3 separate regions of the Homo sapiens genome follow, and regions 1 and 3 are each linked to region 2. The links are chromatin contacts, found by Hi-C or POLR2A ChIA-PET in ENCODE. All regions are on one chromosome and are shown on one strand. Each heading gives the region's core, a stretch centred on a gene start or an enhancer-like site at or near the end of the contact. The rest is flanking DNA. Distances are from core to core; before and after follow the strand shown.

What was found. Hi-C counts contacts between places; a loop is a spot of excess contacts on that map. ChIA-PET counts read pairs that join two places held with the same protein, here RNA polymerase II (POLR2A). Pooled maps may share reads with other maps.
Region 1: a loop to region 2 is called in a map of PC-3, with 4 times the contacts of the local background. The contact joins two enhancer-like sites. A Hi-C loop is called at or near these places in 3 of 168 maps with a recorded cell type or tissue (PC-3, PC-9 and endothelial cell of hepatic sinusoid) and 1 of 50 pooled maps. POLR2A ChIA-PET finds 5 or more read pairs at or near these places in 4 of 52 experiments (H1, PC-9, WTC11 and 1 more).
Region 3: a map of posterior vena cava shows a loop between it and region 2 (2.2-fold over the local background). The contact joins two enhancer-like sites. A Hi-C loop is called at or near these places in 17 of 168 maps with a recorded cell type or tissue (CD4-positive, alpha-beta T cell, HepG2, K562 and 13 more), 5 of 37 single-sample maps with no recorded cell type and 14 of 50 pooled maps. POLR2A ChIA-PET finds 5 or more read pairs at or near these places in 2 of 52 experiments (H1 and OCI-LY7).

What each region holds. Positions count from the first base shown.
Region 1 is chr3:14,334,085-14,337,905 of GRCh38, reverse strand. No RefSeq gene overlaps it. Among named protein-coding and RNA genes, the nearest start is that of LINC01267, 17 kb to the left of the region's middle. RefSeq lists an enhancer at 2,558-2,727. Within about 2 kb of position 1,890, at least 5 of the 41 ENCODE cell types and tissues checked have a DNase peak (open chromatin) inside an H3K27ac peak, as active enhancers do.
Region 2 is chr3:14,265,013-14,268,660 of GRCh38, reverse strand. No RefSeq gene overlaps it. Among named protein-coding and RNA genes, the nearest start is that of LINC01267, 86 kb to the left of the region's middle. RefSeq lists an enhancer at 1,326-1,965. Within about 2 kb of position 2,225, at least 3 of the 41 ENCODE cell types and tissues checked have a DNase peak (open chromatin) inside an H3K27ac peak, as active enhancers do.
Region 3 is chr3:14,378,298-14,381,986 of GRCh38, reverse strand. No RefSeq gene overlaps it. Among named protein-coding and RNA genes, the nearest start is that of SLC6A6, 22 kb to the left of the region's middle. Within about 2 kb of position 1,951, at least 2 of the 41 ENCODE cell types and tissues checked have a DNase peak (open chromatin) inside an H3K27ac peak, as active enhancers do.

The DNA.
Region 1 (3,821 bases), core at 641-3,140, 70 kb before region 2:
CTGAAGCCTGCCCGGCATGCTGTAGGGGCTCAGTACAAGATGTAGATGTCAGTGCAGCAAACACATGTTTATTCCTGCCCTGTGCTGGCTGCTGTCATCTCACAGCTGGGAAGACTGAAGACCAGGAAGGATTGGGATTTTCCCAGAATCAGGGAAGTGAGTTCAAGTACGGGGGACCCTTCCTGTCCCTTAGACACATTCGAGACAACGGAGGGGTCAGGTCAGAGCACCCCCAAGTCATGCTGAAGTTCTCACTTTGACCCCTTCTCTTCCCGCCAATTGAAATCATCAGCTGTGCCTTGGGAGGAGGAGTCTTCCCCTCTCTGTGCTTCGGTTTCCTCGACTGTAAAATGTACTTCCCTCAAATGGTGGCTGTGACGATTAAGTGAGATAATGTGTGTAAGATTAAGCTCTAGAGGCTAGTATGTATGAAGTGTCCAGCACATAGGAGCTGTTGCTTCCAGCTATCAAGAGGGATGCAGAGGCAACAGTGAGAACTAAAACAGCAATCCAAAACCAGGCACACCCATCACAGTGGCTGCGAGGAGAAACACAGACAAATGGCAAGTTGGTGAAGAGGTGGAGCGACTGGAACTCTTACGTGCAGCTGGCAGGAGTATCAGACGGTATAGGCACGTTGGAAAACTTGGGCAGAACCTACCAAAGCTCAACATACACATATGCTGTGACCCAGCAATACCACCCCTAGCCGTTTACCGAACAGAAGCGTGTGCTTATGATCACCGAAGGACTTGTTCCAGAATGTGCAGCCCTGTTTGTAATAGCGCCAAGCTGGAAACAACCCACACATCTAACAACAGGAGACTGGGCAAATGGCCTGGGGTAGTTTTCTACAAGGGAATATGTGACAGCATGAGAGCGAACGAACCAGAGCAAACCAGACACAACCACCTGGGTGAATCTCACAGATGTGCAGTTGAGCAACAGCAGCCAAGCACCAAGGGGTACATGGTGCAGGATGCCATTTGTATAGAGCACAGGACAGCTACTTCTGCTTTCTGGAGTCAGAGTCAGGGGAGTGACCCCCTTGGGGGAAGGAGCATGTGGGGGCTTCCACAATGCCCGTTATATTCTGCTTCTCATTCTGGGTGACACGGGTGTGCTCAGGTTGTGAAAATGCATAAAGCTCTACATGCGTCATTTGTGCTTTTTTCTGCATGAATGTTTTACTTTGAAAAGTTTACTGAGAAATACAAGCTTATGCATTTTGCAAGAATGCGTGCAAAAGGGCAGGCATTCCACCCTGTAGACTGGTCACCTGTGCTGGCCAAGTTCGTCACCTGCATTGGCAAACAGGAAAAGAGAAGAGTAAATAAGGAAATTGGCATGGAGGGTGGTGCTTGCCTGGGCCAATGAGGATCATGTGCCTGGCACATGGCGGGGATGGGGGTGTAATTCAGTACTCAGCACTGAGGCTCAAAGGGAAAAAAATTTCTGCCCTAGGGATGGGGCTCTAGTGTGACTGATCGTTACAAGATTTAAAAAGAAAAAAGAAAAATGTAAATGCTTCTATGCCGAGGCCACACTTTCTTGCTCAACACCCCTCCTTCTGGCTTGCAGGTGTTTCCACTACTCTGCAGTTCCCAGTGTTGGGGACAGTGGACAAGTCTGGTGTTACCATGGTAACCACAGTCAATCTAATCCTAACTGCTTACCAGCACTCCTTTGTGCCAGGCACAGTACTAGACCCTTTGCACATATATTGTTTCATTTGTTCCCTCAGGTAAAAGACAGGTGGGTAATTAATCTAGCCGTGGTAAAAATAACTTGCATTTGGAGATTGACAACCTGTGCCCGAACTTGACCCTGGACAGCTGCACAGCTGTGCAAAGGTGGACACGTTCCTGGGTAGTAGCCTTCTATTTCTTGTCTGTAAACAGGGACGGTGACAATCTTGGCTGCTCAGTGCTGCCCCGAGGACTGGCCAGGCCAGGCATGCACAGTGCTCAGTGGGGTGAACCTGAGGCCCCTGTTGTTATTAGTAGGGCTGTGGTTTTGTCATTATTCCTGTTGTGAAGATGGAGAAACTGAGGCTCACAAGAGGCATTCATCTGTCCAAGCTGCCTTGGAGTGGCTGAGCTGGGGTTGAAGGCAATCATGCCAGCTTCCAACACCTCATCTTAACCCACTTGGCCAGGCTTTCCCCTCCAGGACCCCAGAGGACACACACATGCTAGACACCCACATATGGCAGGTGGGACAAGTAAGTGAAGGCCTGGCCTTAGCTATTTCCTTGGCTCTGTCTCAGGCCTGAGGCAACTGGTTCCCCTCGCCTATGGCAGGCTCTCGCAGCTCCTTCCTTGAAACTCTGGGGTGGGGGTGGGGTTCTACAGGCCTAGGATTTTTTCCTGGGGTGGGAGATGTGCCAGGCCCTGCTCTGCATGCCCTCATCCATCCCAATGACCCAGACCCTGTCTCAGCCTTGCCATTTGCTGTGGCAAGACACTCTAGCCCACTTACCGTGTCTCTCTGGGCCTCAGTGTCCTTTTCTTTAATATAAGGTTGAGCACCACACTGAAGGGTGCTGGTCTTTCAAAGTCCCTTTGGTTTCCTCTTCTGTCCCAAGAATCTTCCTCAGAGCTGAATTTGGAATTCAGCCTGCCCCAGGAGCCCAGAATGCCCCGGCCAACTTTCTGAAGATGGGGCTGGGGTTTTCATTTTAGAGAGGAGGCTACTCGCAGGAGTGGCTCCTGTGTTTCTTCCTGCAAGAAGTGCTTATGAGCATCTCCTGAGTCGGATGCAGAGATGAATAAGAGGGAGCCGTGGCCCAGATGGCTGCACCATATGAAGTGGAGGAGAACGGAGGCTTCCAGCCGCCATCAGACAGACAGACAGATGTACCCACTGCACCCAGCCCTGGGCTTGGCTCGCCTGCACTCTCTTCCCCAGTCTTACCAGGGGAGACATTGGGTAGAAGCCTTGTAATTGGAGGGAAGAGGATGTGACTGGAGACCTTGACACTGCAGGGAGACGATGCTCGCTGAGCTTTCCAAGCCTGGGATCTTTGTTCAAAGGAGATGGAGCAAAAATTATGCTAATAGAAGTAACATCAATTTTTCCAACGAGCCAGCAGTAGTACAAGTGGCTGTTGAGTGTGCATGCCTGTGTGCATGTGCATGTGTGTCTCTGTGTACGTGTGTGTGTTTGTGTGTCTGTGCGTGTGTGTGTGTGCGTGCGTGTGTGTGTGTGTGTTGAGAGATAAAGGAAGAAAACTCATCCTCATGAAGGAGATCTTTCCTTTCCTTTTAGACCTTTTGGGTTTAAAATGGCAGCATAGCCCAGTGGTCAAGGGCATAGCTTGGTGCCAGCTGTGTCCTCTCAGTGAGTCCTCAACTTCCTCGTTGCTTCAGCTGGAAGGTGGGGACACTGATGGCACTCACCTTGTTGGGTCGTCAGGGGACCCAGTGGATGGACACAGGGAAGGTGTTCCTTACAGTGCCTGGCTCCTGGGGGGGCAGCCTGAGGGTTTGCTGTTACGAATGTTAGGATTTTAGGGCAAAGGTCTCCAAACTTGAGGGAGCATATGGCCTCATGGTTGAATACTTATTTGGAAAGTACAGATGTGATTACTGAGCTAGTATCTTATGTACATTATAAAACAAACACAAAATAGAAACTAAAAGGTTCACAAATGTGTAATCTTTTCTTTACCCACCCAGTGACTGCTGCCCGGAGCTCACACTCTGGGCAGAGGGGGCTGGGCTGGGTGCCCCCATCCTGTGGGGTACCTGGCCGAAGTAACTGCAGAGCCCTCTGGGAAGTGAGGGATTAAACCTCCCCCAGGGTATTGGTGGGGAATG
Region 2 (3,648 bases), core at 976-3,475:
AGCCTAGGGACAAGGATTTTATCAGGAAGTCAATATTTTGTTAAGCTCAAGGGAGGCTCTACACACACACACACACACACACACACACACACACACAATTAATGGGGCAGGGAGGGCACTGGGCTGAGGTTGGCCAGGCCTGGGAATTGACGTCTTCTTCACCTGTGTTATAACAACAGCAACAAGGGGTAGGCATCACAGCCTCCACAACCGTGGACACTCACCGCAGGCCAGGCACTCAGCCAAGCACCTCTCAGGGGTTAACTCACGTTATCCTCTCAACAATGTCACTGTACAGAGGAGGAAGCTGAGGCACAGAGAGGCAAAGAGACTTGCCCAAGGCCCTACCTGACTTTGTAGCCCTCTAACACCTCAGGCCTCCTGACCAGCCCCAGGCCCTGGACGCTGAGGTGACAGGACACAGGGGTGGAGCAGCAGGATGGGCGGATGACAAATGTCTTGAGCACTTGCTTGGCCTCGGGCACAGACTCACTCATGGATCCTGCTGGGGAAGGGCAGGCAGACAGCACACAGGGCCACCCAATGGCAAAGATGACTGTCAAAGAGGCAGATGTGAGCAGCCCTGGGCTGGGGCAGGGGAGGCGGGAGTGATCTAGTGAGCTGGGAAAGGCTGGGGCTTAGAGGCAGGTATTCCCGGGTAGACCCCAGCTCCCACCTTGGCAGATGGCTCCTGTCTCTACTTGCCTTCTGATTCCTTCTTTAAAATGAGGAGCATTGCAACACCTGCTCCCGACCCAGGCTGCTGCCAGGCTCCAGGGCTCAGGCAGGGGACAGCAGGAGCTGCAGAAAGCCAGCTGGCTTCAAAACCTGAGAACGGCCCAGACCCCTGTCAGCAGGTGTCAGGGGAACTTGTGACACACCCATGCACGGAATATCATGTAGCTAGGAACAAGAGCAATTACAGTCACACGCAGCGTGGGATCTCCAAGAGTGATGAGCAAAAGAAACCAGGGAAGGAAAAGTACAGACTGGACCACCTCATTTACATGGAGTTTCAACTAGGCAAAACTCACCTATGGTGTTAAAAATCAGGATCGCGGGGACCTCTGGGGAAGAGGCAGAGAGGCTTTGGGGGACGGTGGGCACAGATGTGCTCACTTTCGACAACTCTTCAAGGGGCTGGGAAGTGGTGACCCGAGACAGGGCCTCACTGACCCCCAGTTTCCTCCTCTGGGAAGAAGATTTCACAAATGGCCCTGCCTGTTGAGGGTGTCGCGAGGGTCAGATGATGGCAGGTGACTTGTGGGTGTGGAGATGCCCCATGAGAGGCCACCATGGAAATGGTGGGTCACGAATTTTTGAAGCAGAGGCCTCTGGTGGGAAGAGCTCCCAAGAGAGAGCCCCGTGTCCTCTTCTATCCACTGCCCCTGCCTCCACGGCTGGAGGCCCTGGGCAGCCCTGGTGTGCGTGGGACCTAGGGGCCTCTGCCAGCTGCCCCAGCTTCCCTGGGCCCGGCTCCCAGAACTCTCAACCAGCAAAGCCCATCCAGCCTGAGCTAGGGAAGGATTCAGGGTGGAAATCCAGAGCCGGGGGCTGAGAGGGAGGCATCTCGGGCAGGGTGGCCAAAGGCTGGGGTGGGCAGAAGCCAGTGCAACGGTAGCCTTCCTCCCTCCACTCCTCAAAGCCCCAGCAACACTGCATCTCCACTGTGTTTCCTGGGACAAGCCACGGGGCCTCGCTGATCCTCAGCCTTCTCATCCATCAGGGGTCTGTTGTGGGGGTTAAATGAGATAATCAACTATTGGTGCTGAGTAAACAGCAGCTGCAATTGTCATTTTTACTGCTATCTCATTGTGGGGAAGGCTGTCTAGGGCATAGAGATGGAGAGGCTGTGAGGGTCCAGAAGAAAGCTTAGATTCATACACTACCCTTGTATACACTTTGCAAGTGAGGAATGCAAAACCCAAGGTCAGAGGCAATTAGGCCAGGGAGCCAGGGGGGCCCCCCAAGGCCCAGCCTCCTCAGTCCCTGTACTGACATTCTCACGTGGACTGCTTCCCACATGGCCACTCTGGAAGATGTACAGAAGGCAGAGAGGCTGCGGGCCAGCCTGGAGGCGGGTGGGAGATTCCCTGGGAGAGTGCATGCGCACACACACATGCACACACACTCGCCACGGTGGGAATCCCACGTTAGTCATTCTGTTTTAGGACTGGGAGCGTAATATGGAGCCGGCTTGCGCTGGAAGAGTGGGAGACGCAGATGCACCCTCTAGAACTGCCAGAGGCTTCTGCATGACTCAGAAAACTGGAAGAGGCCCCGCTCACCACTGACTTCAACTCTTCATTTGGAAAATCTGTTCTTTTTACTTATGAAATATTTCAGACATATAGAAAAGTACAGAAAGTAATGTAACAAACACCTGTGGATTTCTCACTTGGCTCCAGTTCTTTATTTTAATTAATTCATTTTATTATTTTTTTTTAGAGACAGGGTCTCGCTCTGTTGCCCAGGATGGAGTGCAGTGGTGTAATTACAATTTGCTCCAGGTTCAAGCTCCTGGGCTCAAGCGATCCTTCTGCCTCAGTCTCTCAAGTAGCTGGGATGTCAAGTGCATGCCATCATACCTGGCTAGTTTATTTTTAATTTTTAGACGCAGGGTCTCATTATGTTGCCCAGGCTAGTCTCCAACTGGCCTCAAGCAATCCTCCTGCCTTGGCCTCCTGAGTCCCTGGGATTACAGATGTCTGCTACCACAACTAGCTCCAGCTCCAGTTCTAACAGGTTGCTGGTCCTGCTCCTCCTCCTTCACTGATCATTTTCGGGATATAGTCAGAGCCCTCAGGCAGCCCTCTCTGATTGCATTTCTGTCTTTGTCTCCCTCCCGAGGGAATTAACTCCTTGCATCTGGAGTTTACCTTCCCATATTTGTTTTCACACATACATCTGTATCTATAAACATTGGTTTTGTTTGCTCTCAAACTTAATGGGACTATGCTGGATGAGTCACCCTTCAGCTTATCGTTTTGACTCAACATCACGTTATGGAGGCTCCTGCACACGGCTGCACAGAGCGTGAATCCATTCATCTGCAGTCTGTACATAAGCCACGATGCATGAAGCCCTTCTCCCGAGGATGGACTCCTAGGCCGTCTCCAGTTGTTTGCCCTCAAGTCAGCTGAACTTGTCTTCCAGAGCACTTGTGCAGAGTTAACCTCAGAGTGCAATGGCTGGGTCACAGGGTCAGGGCGTCTTGCGCTTCCCTTGATGATGCCCAACTGCTTTCCAAGGTGGGGATGCCACTTCACACCCCCACAGCTGCATAGACATCACAGCATTCCACACTGTGAGCAGACCAAACCCTCCCTTCTTAAGTGTGTAGGCTGAGATTGTGGGGAGGCAAGGGGTCCAAGATACCAGAGTCAGGGGCAAAAGGAGCCAGTACTGGAGCCCAGGTCTACGGATGTTGCAGTTATCTATTGCTGTGTGACAAACAACCCCCATGCTTAGTAGTTTGATTTTGCTCATGAATCCACAGTTCAGGCAGGGCTTAGAGGGGAAGGCTCATCTCTGCTCTGTGTGGTGTCAGCTGTGACAGGTTGGCGGGGGGGACCATTTCCAAGATGGTGCACTCATGGCGAGTTGGGGCTGGCTATGAGGGGGAGCTCAGGGGAGGATAAGGGTGGG
Region 3 (3,689 bases), core at 702-3,201, 110 kb before region 2:
AGCGGAACCTCTCACACACCAGGTTCTGCCCATCCTGCCCTCGCAGACTTTCCACTTACAGAGATTTGAGGCTTGGACCAGCCAGGAGTGGGAAGTCATTCCACCACTCTGATTTTCTATTGCCCCATCTGGAGAATAGGGTTTGAGGCCACCAGCTGTTCCCCACACCTGCTGGAAGGCCCAGATGCAAAAGAGCCTCACCATCTCCAAGTTTCAGAAATGCACTATGTCCACCCCTGGCCTTGTCTTCCAGTGGCCGCCCCCTTTCCTCTTGGCCAAGAGAACTCTTATTTAGGGGGAGGGGTAATAGGCACCACCACAGGGGACCTATCTGTATTGGTTCAGCAGTACCAGCCATCCCATTCTCTGTGGCCAACAACAGGCCTGTGGTGGGCATGGGACTAGGTTCTGGCCAATGAGACATAAGAGAAAGTCTGCGTGGGGCCTTTTGGGAAAGATTTCCCATCTGGAGAAAAGAGGGATTCCTCTTTGTGCAGGGGGAGCATCCATTTCCCCACTTCTCCCAGCTCCAGGGTTGACCAGTGAGAAAGTTATGTGCGTGCGTGCCTGCATGCGTGACTGTGTGTATATGTGTGTGCCTGTGTGTGCATGTGTGCCTGTGTGTGTGTAGGGAGGTTTTGGGGGCAGGGAGAACGAGGGAGAGATTGAAGGGGCTGAGATCAGAGGAGGCAGGGGCTGGATGACATAGCCTCACAGGCCATAGCCAGGACCTTAAATTTTATTCATTGTACCCTCAACCCTTTTTAATAAAAATGTCCTAAAATATAGAAAAATTTAAAGACTATAGAATAAGCACTCATATATACCCAACCTAGGTTCCACCACTGTTCATATTTTGGTGCATTGCCCTTTTTTTGCCTAGCCATTGGAAGGTAACTTGCAAACTTCGTGCCTCCTACTTCTACATATTGTTCATGTGTCTTTTAAAGGCAAGGTTGTTCCTCCATCTAAGCAAAATACCATTATTACCAGAGAAAATCAAATTCAAATACCTCCCTAATAGTCAACCCATATTCAAATCCCAAAATGTTTCAGATACCTGGGTTAGCTGGTGGACTTCCTTCCTCCCTCCCTCCCTCCCTCATTTCCTTCCTTCCTTCCTCCCCTGCTCCCTCCCTCCCTTCCTTCCTTTCCTCCTCTCTCTCTTCCTTCCTCCATCCCTCCCTTCTTTCCTTCCTTCCTTCTTCGCTGTCTTATTCCCTCCCTTCATTTCTTTCCTAGGATCTAGTGAAAATTTACATGTTGCACTTGATTGCTATGTCACTTTAAATTCTTTTAAACTCAGATAGTCTCCCACTCATTATCCTTGACATTGACTTTTTATTTGATTTATTTTATTTTGAGATAGGGTCTCACTCTGTCACCCAGGCTGGAGTGCAGTGCTGCGATCACAGCTCACTGCAGCATCACACTCCTAGACTCAAGCCATCCTCCCGCCTTAGCCTCCTAGGAAGCTGGGGCTACAGGTGTGCACCATCATGCTTGGGTAATTTTTTTTTTTTTTTGAGACAGAGTCACACTCTGCTGCCCACGATGAAGTGCAGTGGCACAATCTCAGCTCACTGCAACCTCCACCTCTGGGGTTCAAGCGATTCTCCTGTCTCAGTCTCCTGAGTAGCTAAGATTACAGTGCCTGCCACCATGCCTGGCTAATTTTTGTATTTTTAGTAGAGACGGGGTTTCACCATGTTGGCCAGGCTGGTCTCAAACTCCTGACCTCAGGTGATCCACCCGCCTCGGCCCCGCAAAGTGCTGGCATTACAGGCGTGAACAACCATGCCCAGCCAATTTTTTGTTTTTAAATTGTTTGTGGGCCAGGTGCAGCGGCTCATGCCTGTAATCCCAGCACTGTGAGAGGCAGAGACAGGTGGATCACTTGAGTCCAGGAGCTCAAGACCAGCCTGGGCAACATGACGAAACCACGTCTCTACAACAAATACAAAATTTAGCCGGGCGTGATGGTGCATGCCTGTAGCCTCAGCTACTTGAGAGGCTGAGGTGGGAGGATCACTCGAGCCCAGGAGGTGGGGGTGGCAGGGAGCTGAGACTGTGCCATTGCACTCCAGCCTGGGCAACAGAGCAAGACCACTGTCTCAAAAAAAAAAAAAAAAAGATCTGGGCTCAAGCGATCCTTCTGCCTCAGCCTCCAATGAACCACTGCACCTGGCCCTGACATAGACTTTTTAAAAAGCTTATTTATTTGATTATTTTTTAAAAATATTGAGATGTGCCAGACATATAGGGAACAAATCTTAAATGTGCAGCTCAGGAATTTGTACATGTGTAATCACCCAGATCAAGATACAGAACATTTCCAGCCTCCCAGAAGGTCCTTCTGGCTCCTGCCAGGCAATCCCTACCCCCGCCTGAGGCACCCACAGATCCTCATTTCTATCAGCACAGATTGGTTTAGGCTGTCCTAGAACTTCATGGAAATGGAACATGCAGTGTGTACACTGTGTCCAAGGCCTCTTTTGCTCAGACAAAGTGAGCGCTTCTCCACATTGTGGAGTGTGTCCTGCAGCCTTTTGAGCTGAACCGTAGGCACTCTGTAGATGAAGCACAGTTTACCCATTCTCCCACTGAGGGCTATTTGGGGTGTGTTTGGCAACTGTGACTCTAAAGAAGAGTCCAGGACAGTTGTGGTATCTGATGGTTTCCTTACAGTGACTTTTAATGGGTTCTGCCTCCCTGACTTTATATAAAGAGAAATGCCTTGAATAAGTTGAGCCCAAGTGTGGCTGTGTCTTCCTTATATCTCATGCCACCAAGAGGCCCAAAATGTCAGGTGGTCCCAATGATTTCAGATTGGTCATGTGGTGACCCCCCAGATCTCTCCACTCTAAAGGCAAGTTTTCATTTTTATGTCAAGGTCAGTGGAGGGTTTCGAGCAGCCAAGACATGATCTGATTTATCATTTGTAGAGACCCTGCTGAGCTCCATTTGCAGAATGGATTGTAAGGCTCGGGGCAAGGTCAGGAGCAGGAAGACCTGTGAGGAGCCTACTGCACCAGTTCCAGCAGGCGATGATGGTTCCACAGTGAAGTGGCTGGGTTCTGAGTAGTATGGTGCTACTCCTAGCACCTGCATACAGAAGGAGCTCAGTCAATGTTAGTTGCCTGAGCTGATCTTCCAGAGGATGGAGATCATGGCCAGTTCACCTTTGTGTGCCCAGCCTGGGGCCTGGCAGAGAAGATGTGCTGGTCCTACTTGGGTGTGCTTGCATTCGGGGAAACCTTGGCTTATCAGGTTTGACGCCGAGATACAGAAACAGAACAAATGGTGACCAGGCAGGCCTTGCAGCAGCTTCTGATTAGGAACATGCTCAACCCCTCCTTTCTGAACACTATGAATCACTGGGGAGGCCCAGTGTCTCTCCTCTGCCTTTAGGGAGCACTATGCATGTCACCCCAGAGTGACAAACAATGTCTGCCTCTTGGGAACACAAAGTTCCCAGCTGGGGGCTGGAACAGAGAACTCTCTCCCCTGCCTAGGGCTCAGGCTTACACCTCCCTGCCTTTGTCTGGGAGGTGAGGATCAGGCCTCTGCGGCCCTGTGTGTGATCTTTACTTGGCTGGCCATCCTCTAGCAACCTGGGGCAGCCTCTGCCTGAAATCCTGCTGGCCCCAAGGGACATGGTTGGAGCTCAGGTTTTTCATATCAGTTAC